Regions from separate parts of the Homo sapiens genome. Here region 1 is linked to region 2. The links are chromatin contacts, found by Hi-C or POLR2A ChIA-PET in ENCODE. All regions are on one chromosome and are shown on one strand. Each heading gives the region's core, a stretch centred on a gene start or an enhancer-like site at or near the end of the contact. The rest is flanking DNA. Distances are from core to core; before and after follow the strand shown.

What was found. Hi-C counts contacts between places; a loop is a spot of excess contacts on that map. ChIA-PET counts read pairs that join two places held with the same protein, here RNA polymerase II (POLR2A). Pooled maps may share reads with other maps.
Region 1: a loop to region 2 is called in a pooled map, with 2.5 times the contacts of the local background. The contact joins two enhancer-like sites. A Hi-C loop is called at or near these places in 1 of 168 maps with a recorded cell type or tissue (endothelial cell of hepatic sinusoid) and 2 of 50 pooled maps. POLR2A ChIA-PET finds 5 or more read pairs at or near these places in 1 of 52 experiments (WTC11).

What each region holds. Positions count from the first base shown.
Region 1 is chr5:138,979,107-138,983,505 of GRCh38, reverse strand. The region is part of intron 7 of SIL1 (SIL1 nucleotide exchange factor); the gene reads left to right. Among named protein-coding and RNA genes, the nearest start is that of LRRTM2, 110 kb to the right of the region's middle. Within about 2 kb of position 1,745, at least 3 of the 41 ENCODE cell types and tissues checked have a DNase peak (open chromatin) inside an H3K27ac peak, as active enhancers do.
Region 2 is chr5:138,869,103-138,873,914 of GRCh38, reverse strand. All of the region lies in intron 7 of CTNNA1 (catenin alpha 1), which reads right to left. It overlaps LRRTM2 (leucine rich repeat transmembrane neuronal 2), which reads left to right. Exons shown (of 2, transcript NM_015564.3): 2 at 1-4,812. The coding sequence ends at 905. Among named protein-coding and RNA genes, the nearest start is that of LRRTM2, 3.8 kb to the left of the region's middle. Within about 2 kb of position 2,279, at least 4 of the 41 ENCODE cell types and tissues checked have a DNase peak (open chromatin) inside an H3K27ac peak, as active enhancers do.

The DNA of each region.
Region 1 (4,399 bases), core at 496-2,995, 110 kb before region 2:
GACAAAATCTCGCTCTGTCGCCCAGGCTGGAGTGCAGTGGCGCGATCTCGGCTCACTGCAAGCTCCTCCGCCCGGGTTCACGCCATTCTCCTGCCTCAGCCTCCCGAGTACCTGGGACTACAGGCATCTGCCACCACGCCTGGCTAATTTTTTGTACTTATAGTAGAGAAAGGCTTTCACCATGTTAGCCAGGATGGTCTCAATCTCCTGACCTCGTGATCCGCCCTCCTCGGCCTCCCAAAGTGCTGGGATGACAGGTGTGAGCCACCGCGCCCGGCCTTTTTTTTTTTTTTTTTTTTTTTTTTTTGAGACAGTGTCTCACTCTGTCACCCAGAATGGAGTGCAGTGGCATGATCTTGGCTCACTGCACCCTCTGCCTTCTGGGTTCAAGTGATTCTCGTGCCTCAGCCCCCCTGAGTTGCTGGGACTAATAGGTGCAAGCCGCCATGCCTGGCTAATTTTTGTATTTTTAGCAGAGATGGTGTTTCACCATGTTGCCCAGGCTGGCCTCGAACTCCTAACCTTAGGTGATCTGCCTGCCTCAGCCTCCCAAAGTGCTGGGATTACAGGCATGAGCCACCACGCCCAACTGGTAGGTGTGATTCTTGATGGCACACAGGAAGAGGAAGACTAAGCCAAGGAGTGGTCATGTCTAAGGGCTTCCCGCCAAGAGGATGCTTTTTGGAATAGTGCTTGATGCCACCCTCCACCCATGGGTGTTTTGTTAAAAGGTTAACTTTGCTAAACATCTGAAAAGAACTATGCTAGGGAAGTTCTGTCCTAGGGAGATGCCATCCAGGGATGCAGAGGGCCGCAGAGACCAGGAGCACCGGCATCCCACTGACTTGTACAGTGACCTTGGCCAAACCCCTTGGCCTCTCCTGCCCTTTACTTGAAGTGGGGAATATTCTCCTGCTCCTGCTGGAGCCATGGAGAGATAGATGAAATTGTCTCTATAAAATGCTCTGATTGTTTTGGAAGAAAAATGTTGTATCACTGCCAGTTGTTGTTGTTATTAACAGTGACACTTAAAAATCGATAGGGCATCGCTCTGAGGAGCTGCAAATACTGCCTGTGGCTGTTTGTTTTCCAATTTATTCTCACCTTTTCCTAATGGAGGGAGGGGCAGATGCTGCCCACCCTGCACACCTTGCTGGTGGTTGGGAGGATTTATCTTGAGGTGATGAGAACAAATGGGGCCGGTGAACTGGACAAATGCATTTGCCAGCTGGGTTTGTTGCCCATGGCAAACATGCTCAGGGAAGCCAGCTCATTTGACAAAAGTTTACTGAATTTCAACTCTGTTACACTCTTAGAGGATAGGAAGATGCATTTGGCATGGTTACTGTCCTCAAAATGTTTAGAGTCTAGACCAAGACATGAAGAATATTTAGAAAAAAGTACCTACAACATGTCAGGCACCGAGCTGAGAGTCACTGCATGCTCTCATTGAATCTGGCCAAGTAAGTACTGTTATGGAGTAAAGACAATTACTATTTCCATTTTATGCATGGAGAAACTGAGGCTTGGGGAGGTTAAGTACTTGCCTAGTGTCGCCCAGCTAGACTGTGTCAGAGCCAAGACATGAACCCAGGCAGCGTGACTTCAAAGCCAGACTTCTAACCACAGTGTGGTGCCAAGTGGTGATAAATGCTGAGAGAGAGAAAAAAAAAAGAGAGAGAGATTGAGAGCACGCGAGAGCAGGCGTGAGCGTGGGAGAGCAAGTGCTTTTCCTACAGGACTGACTTGGGTGAGATTTGCGCATCTGGGACAGAACAGAAACTCCAGTCCCTGCCCATCACTGGCCCACATACAATTTGGGTTCCTGTTGTTTTCTCTGTCCATGAATCATACTGAGCTTCACTCCTTGCCTTTATTTTCATGTGCCATCAGTCAGATCTAATCCCAGGGGGGAATATCCTGGTGCATGTGTATCAGGAGTGGGCAGTGGATAAGAAACTTGATTTCAGTGCCCCACTAGTCCCATGAAATGACTCTCATGAAATACTCCCATATGATCTGGACTCTGGGGAGGATAATTTGGGGACTCTCCCCTCCTTTTTTGTTACATTGGTTCTGATGCCTCCATAGTTGGATTCTCCAGTGGAGTCCTGCATTCACTTGCTCCCTCTTGCCAAGGGATCTTTTGGAGACTGTTGAGAACCTGAGTCACCTCTGAGGCATGAGTGCCATTATCAGCTTGTGGTCCGAGACCCAGAATGCTTCTCACAAGAAATCTCCTTCTTACTGGAGACAGGCACCCAGGGTAAACTTTTTTTTTTTTTTTTTTTTGGAGACAGAGTCTCACTCTGTTGCCCAGGCTAGAGGGCAGTGACGTGATCTTGGCTTGCTGCAACCTCCGCCACCTGGGTTCAAGCGATTCTCCTGCCTCAGCCTCTCAGCCTCTCAAGTAGCTGGGATTACAAGTATGCGCCACCAGAGCCAGCAAATTTTTGTATCTTTTATAGAAATGGGGTTTCTCCATGTTGGCCAGGCTAGTCTCAAACCCCTGACCTCAAGTGATCCGCCTGCCTCGGCCTCCCTAAGTGCTGGGATTACAGGCGAGAGCCACCATACCTGGCCCAGGGTGAACCTCTCATAAGAACATGAGGCTGCCATGGCAGCATTAGACCTGCCACACTGGGAGGAGAGTTTGCCTGTTGTTACCAAGCACAGGAGAGGGACTCTGCCACTGGGGAGGGGGTCAAGCACAGTATTTTTAGCAAGCAATCCTTTACTGTTTATTCAGCCACTTTAAAAATAGATACCACCCTTTCTTTCTAATTGGCACCATTTTTCATCCTCTGTCCTTGCTTTTCATACACTGAGCTGTTCATGAATATTTATTTACATTCCCAGAGGCAACTCCATATATGTGTGTGTGCATGCATGTGCCTCTAAAACTCACTGTGCCCTCCTTCCTTTCCCTCATGAAAAGTGACACAGTGGAAGTCTGGGATGGAAGGGCAAGGGCCCTTGCCTTTGAATACCTTTCTTGATGCTGCAACTGATGAGTTTCCAGACCTCTCTTTTGGACCCCTGCTTGTCTCTTAGGTTACCTCCTTCCCTGCCATGGGACTCATAGACTGGTTGTCCAAACTGTCCACCTTTTTTAGCACTTAGCCAACTTTAAGCACCCATACCACACCTCCAACCTCTTTGCCTGACTAAAATGCCTCCTCTCGGCAGTCAAGTCTAGGATCCCTGAGGTGCTTTGATGAAGCACCCTGGCATGGACATTCAGCTCTTCAGACTTCTTATTTCATTGTTCTTGGCAAAGGCTAGAAGAGGCAAGTTCATAGGCAAAATGTGGAAACAACCCTAATATCTGTCAACTTTATCTTTTGACTTCATCTCTTTTTCCTCAGTATAACCGCTTCCTGTCAGCCATGCTGACACACAGGCCCCTAGCGGTTTTTGTAAAGCAAGAGCCTAGAGCCCCCTTTGGGGGTGTTGCTGTGTGCTGAGGATTCTGGAAAGAACCTCACCCCTGTGACTAGGCCCTTTTGCCTGAGTTGTCCCCATTCCTGAGCCATTGTTCTGTCTTTTGCTCACCCGGGTGGCTGAAAAGACAGGATGACTACCTGAGCATTTCAGTCAGGGAGTTTGTTATTGATGATGCCGTTCACTTCTCAGGAGTGTTGCATCTAACACTGCCCCCATGCTCTTGTGGAAGACCGCATTCTCTCACTCTTTACAGCTCCTCTAGACAGAAATGATTCCAGATATCACTGTGTTCACCCCTGCCTCCTGGCAAGGAGCCCTCTCTCATAGCCCATCCCAACACTCATCTCCTCTGGCCCTAAAAATTCATACATTCATTAAAAAATATGAATTAGCCGGGTATGGTGACTTGTGCTGGTAGTCCCAGCTACTTAGGAGGCTGAGGTGGGAGGATCACTTGAGCCTGGGAGGCAGAGGCTGCAGTAAGTCGAGATCACGCCACTGCACTCCAGCCTGTGTGACAGAGTGAGACCCTGTCTCGAAAAAAAATTATTTAAAAAAGTCATGACTACCTATTATGTGCCAGGCATTTTGCTAGACTGAGGATGTGGTGGTGAACAAGACAGATAGGTGTTTCTTTTTACATGTCAGAAGTTGATTTTTTAGTCAGTCAGTATGTCATCAAAATTAAATACTCTTGGCTGGGTGCTGTGGCTCACGCCTGTAATCCCAGCACTTTGGGAGGCCAAGGCGGGCAGATCATGAGGTCAGGAGATCGAGACCAGCCTGGCCAACATGGTGAAACCCCGTCTCTACTAAAAATACAGAAATTAGCTGGGCGTGGTGGTGCACTCCTGTTATCCCAGCTACTTGAGAGGCTGAGGCAGGAGAATCGCTTGAACCCGGGAGGCAGAGGTTTCAGTGAGCCGAGATCATGCACTGCACTCCAGCCTGG
Region 2 (4,812 bases), core at 1,030-3,529:
AGCTGACGAAGATTAATTTTGCTCATTTCCTACGGCTAAGCAGTCTGCACACGCTCTTCTTACAATGGAACAAAATCAGCAACTTGACATGTGGGATGGAGTGGACCTGGGGCACTTTAGAAAAGCTAGACCTGACTGGAAATGAAATCAAAGCCATCGACTTGACAGTGTTTGAAACGATGCCCAATCTTAAAATACTCCTCATGGATAACAACAAGTTAAACAGCCTTGATTCCAAGATCTTAAACTCCCTGAGATCCCTCACAACCGTTGGTCTCTCTGGCAATCTGTGGGAATGCAGCGCCCGAATATGTGCTCTGGCCTCCTGGCTGGGCAGTTTCCAAGGTCGGTGGGAACACTCCATCCTATGCCACAGTCCTGACCACACCCAAGGAGAGGATATTCTAGATGCAGTCCATGGATTTCAGCTCTGCTGGAATTTGTCAACCACTGTCACTGTCATGGCTACAACTTATAGAGATCCAACCACTGAATATACAAAAAGAATAAGCTCATCAAGTTACCATGTGGGAGACAAAGAAATCCCAACTACTGCAGGCATAGCAGTTACTACCGAGGAACACTTTCCTGAACCAGACAATGCCATCTTCACTCAGCGGGTAATTACGGGAACAATGGCTTTATTGTTTTCTTTCTTTTTTATTATTTTTATAGTGTTCATCTCCAGGAAGTGCTGCCCTCCCACTTTAAGAAGAATTAGGCAGTGCTCAATGGTTCAGAACCACAGGCAGCTCCGATCCCAAACACGACTCCATATGTCAAACATGTCAGACCAAGGACCGTATAATGAATATGAACCCACCCATGAAGGACCCTTCATCATCATTAATGGTTATGGACAGTGCAAGTGTCAGCAGCTGCCATACAAAGAATGTGAAGTATAATATCTACCCATCATCAAAAATCACATCAGATAAGTAACCTATTTTACATAGTAGAGGCTAAATACATATCTAATTTTTACCAATGGTGACATTAAGCCTAATTTTCCAAACTAAGTGGAGACTTAGTTTTTGAAGTGTTGAAGTATTTTTAATTTTTTAAATGAAACCATATTTTAAGTGTTAAATGAATCAATGCTCACATTAATTTGCACTCCTGTTGGAAAGTCTAAAATGCTTACTTCAAAATAAGAAATGTATGTAATTATATACAATCGTGTGTAAACCTTTACACTAAGGTCTCCATATACTATTTTTTTCTACTGAAAACAATTTAGAAAGAAGCTATTGGGCAGAAACAGATATAGATCAATACCTGTTTGATCACTGCTCTCCATCCCATGTACCACAACTATCTTGCTGCTTAAAAGGAGACTTAGTAAAGTTCTCTTGTATGATAATTTGGTATTTACTCAAATCTTCAATTTCTTGCCAGGGTGGGAAGTAGAATTTCATGTATGCTGAAGACTGGTAAATATTAAACATTCTCCTTCCAGAGTTTCTGCCTGGGTTAGTAGATATTATCAAAGTCCATATCATGAATTCAGAACCCTTTAATGTAATTCTAATAAGCTGAGTGACTCTTTAATATATTTACACAATGAATCCAAGTGACTGTGAAAAGGTCTCATTACAATGAAACCAATCCTAAATAATTACACCAACTTCTTATACATTTCTCGTTTGACTTATAATGGACATGATTTTTGTGGCATTTAGACAACTGTTTTAAACTAGCATTAAACTGTCATTGTACTAATTAATGTACTAAATCCTATGTTTACATTAATATGTGAAAAAAGATTTAGAAGATATTTTGGAGATAAACAAGACAAACTGAGTCAATTTAACAATCCTGACATGCTCCCTCCAATTTAAAAGCGCACACACACACACACACACACACACACACACACACACACACTCTCGCGCTCTCTCTCTCAACTATCATGATCAAAGATGCCTTGACAAAGGGGTTTAAACCTCTTTCTTCTGCTTTTTCCTGATCTTCAAACCTCAAAGAGCCAAGTTAAAAATAATTGGCTAGCAACAGGCTTAACACTGATTCTTATTGTATTACAAAGGAACCATGAAAAAAAACACTTTCCAACTATTATATAATACATTTCGATCTTTCAATAAAGATACGCATTCACGCTGTAAGTGTAGTTCAGTGTAGGTGAAGAAAACAGCACCACTGAGATGAATCTCATGGCAGAACAACTCGACATGCCTATGCAGCCACACAGTGGTAACTTGAAGGCAGCACAGAGGTGAGGGATTAAAAGGAAAGGCAGATTTTGAAATCTGACTCTCAGGTTAGCTGGAGTTACAAGGCAGCCAACAATGATTATACACAATCTGCACCAAACAGGGAAAGGACCTGCTGCTGAAAAGGGAAGAGGGGTAGATCCTCCAATGTAAATATAAACATGCCATAGTTAACAAATGATAAGGATGCCACATTTTTCATGCAGAAAAGAACCACAGGTATTCAGTTTCTTGTATTATGATTTCTAAAGAAAACCTATTAAATATTTGGAATTTAGATGCAAGCTACTCATTCACACAGAACTTTTCCATAAACATTGTTCCACATATTGAAAAAACTGTAAAATTATAGCACTAACTTGATTTTAGAAAATGAGCATTTTTTACAACTGCCATTTACTGTATGTAGAAAAAAGACATAAAACCTTAGAGAAAGCCACTACCATTTTTCAAGTTATCTTTTCCCCAACATCAACATCAACATGATATCCTTCATTCAGGGCATATTTTTTCTTCCCAGGATCAAACTGAAAACATGTTAAGGCTATAGTTTAGCCAGTAAGATTTAATCACAATTTTTCTTCTTTAATACTAAGAGATGGGTACCTTAGTACCCTTCACCTAACATCTCTCGGTAAAAAGCAGACAAGATCACAAATTACAGTAAAAATGTGCTCTTTTTTAAGGTGGGCAGATTAGTTTGTCAAAGTCTCAGCCCAGTTCAATTCAGTTGATCTCGAGTGGTGAGTATTTTGTCTCTTGTTAAACCAGACCCTGGGCTTGTCTGGGCAGAGACAGAAGCTGATTTAACAGCATAGAGCACAGCGCCCTACTTCCCCACAGACAGGCTGAATTAGAAGCCCCTATTACAAATAAGAGCACCACGAGCTAAAATTTACCAACCCATTTATCAGGATGACCATTGCCATTTGTCAGGTGACAGACAGCTTGGTCACAACACAACTGTGTCCTGAGCACACAAGATTCCATCAGCCCTGAAGGACAGCAGAGGAGTATTTTCCATCATTTCAAACCACAAACAAAATTAAGATTTAAACTGTGGGATGGGTAAGAAATCCCCTTCTTTGGCTGGGAATCTCCACCTTAATCCTTAAAGGACCATAACTGGCAAAATCCTTAGTGTACGGACAAAAGCAAATTGGAAAAGCCAGCCATTTACTAATTCAGAGGAACAGCATAGCCAAGGCTAGCGAGGCATACTTTCCAGTTGAAAAAAATCAAAATTTTTTGCCTTCCATTTTTCTGGGTAATGTCCTTTAAGAAAAGTGAATGACAGTAGTACCAAAAAGGTATTTTCCTTTCTCATTTAAAAGCAAAAACCTCCCTTTTTAATTGCCTGTAGAAGGCAAGATTTTCTTTCATTTTTGTCCATTTGTGTTTCAGAATCAGCACAGGTTTGAAGATTAGACTGTTAGTCATCTGTGCTTTCTTTACCAACTGGCTAGAACGGAACAGCATCACAGCAACGCTGCGGATCTTGGTTACACAGTGTCAGAGCTTTTGTTTTTTGATGGGGTTTTATCCTCTTCACCACCACTACCCACTCCATTTTTTTTCTATTTTTAAGATTAGAGGAAAATGACCATTAAGAACCAGAAAAATAATTAATCTCTCTGGAAAAAGGAAAGCTAAAGAAGACTATGATACCATACCCATCTAGAAACCAAGAACTAGTTTGAAATCGTTTATATTCATTTCTGTAGCATGACAGGGATTTCAATCACCTTTCTGAAAAGAGTGGGCTGATAAACTTGTAAATCCACACACAACTCTGAGAATACCCACTGCCAGCATCAAAAAGCAAAGATACTAATTTTTTAAGCCAAAAATCTGTACTAACACATGTAATTTCTTAATGTGCCTAAGTTAATTTCTGTATCAATTCAATAAATGGAATTGACTGAACTTCCCAACGCCACTAATTATTAAAATCCATCTGCTTATTCTAATGCTAGTCACCAAGAGCTAGACTCCATCTTTCCAATAAAAATGAGCCCTATGTAGCACTAGGTTTGAATTCTAAAATTCAAAACAGGCATTTCATTTTCTTAAGGCACACTTCCTACACACAGCTATCAGGGGAAAAAGCTATAAATGTCCTGTTCTTTTTCTGAAGTGTGGATATCAATATAAAATTTGTTAAAGAATATTTTTAACAGCTGACTTACATGATCGTTTTCCTAATACAGGAATACAGCGACAGACCTATCTGAAAAGTCTGTTTGGGGGCATACTTTTCATATCTTATTGACTAAAGCCCTTGAGCCAGGAAAAAAAAAAAAAAAGAGAGAGAGACAGTAAGGCCATCTATAGATAATTAAATATTTCTCTATCTAACCTGGGGCAAACTCATAGTACTTGAATAAGGCCAAAAACAAATAGAAAATTACTGTTTAAGCTTTCATTCTGCTATTGCAAACATTTGGAAACCTCTGCAACTCTTTCAACTAACATTTTTGTCCTTAGCGGTTTTTTTTTTTTTTTTTAAGTCTGATATATGGAATGTTTGGTGAACCTTCCTATCAACACTGAGACTGGAAACTCAAAGTACAGTCCA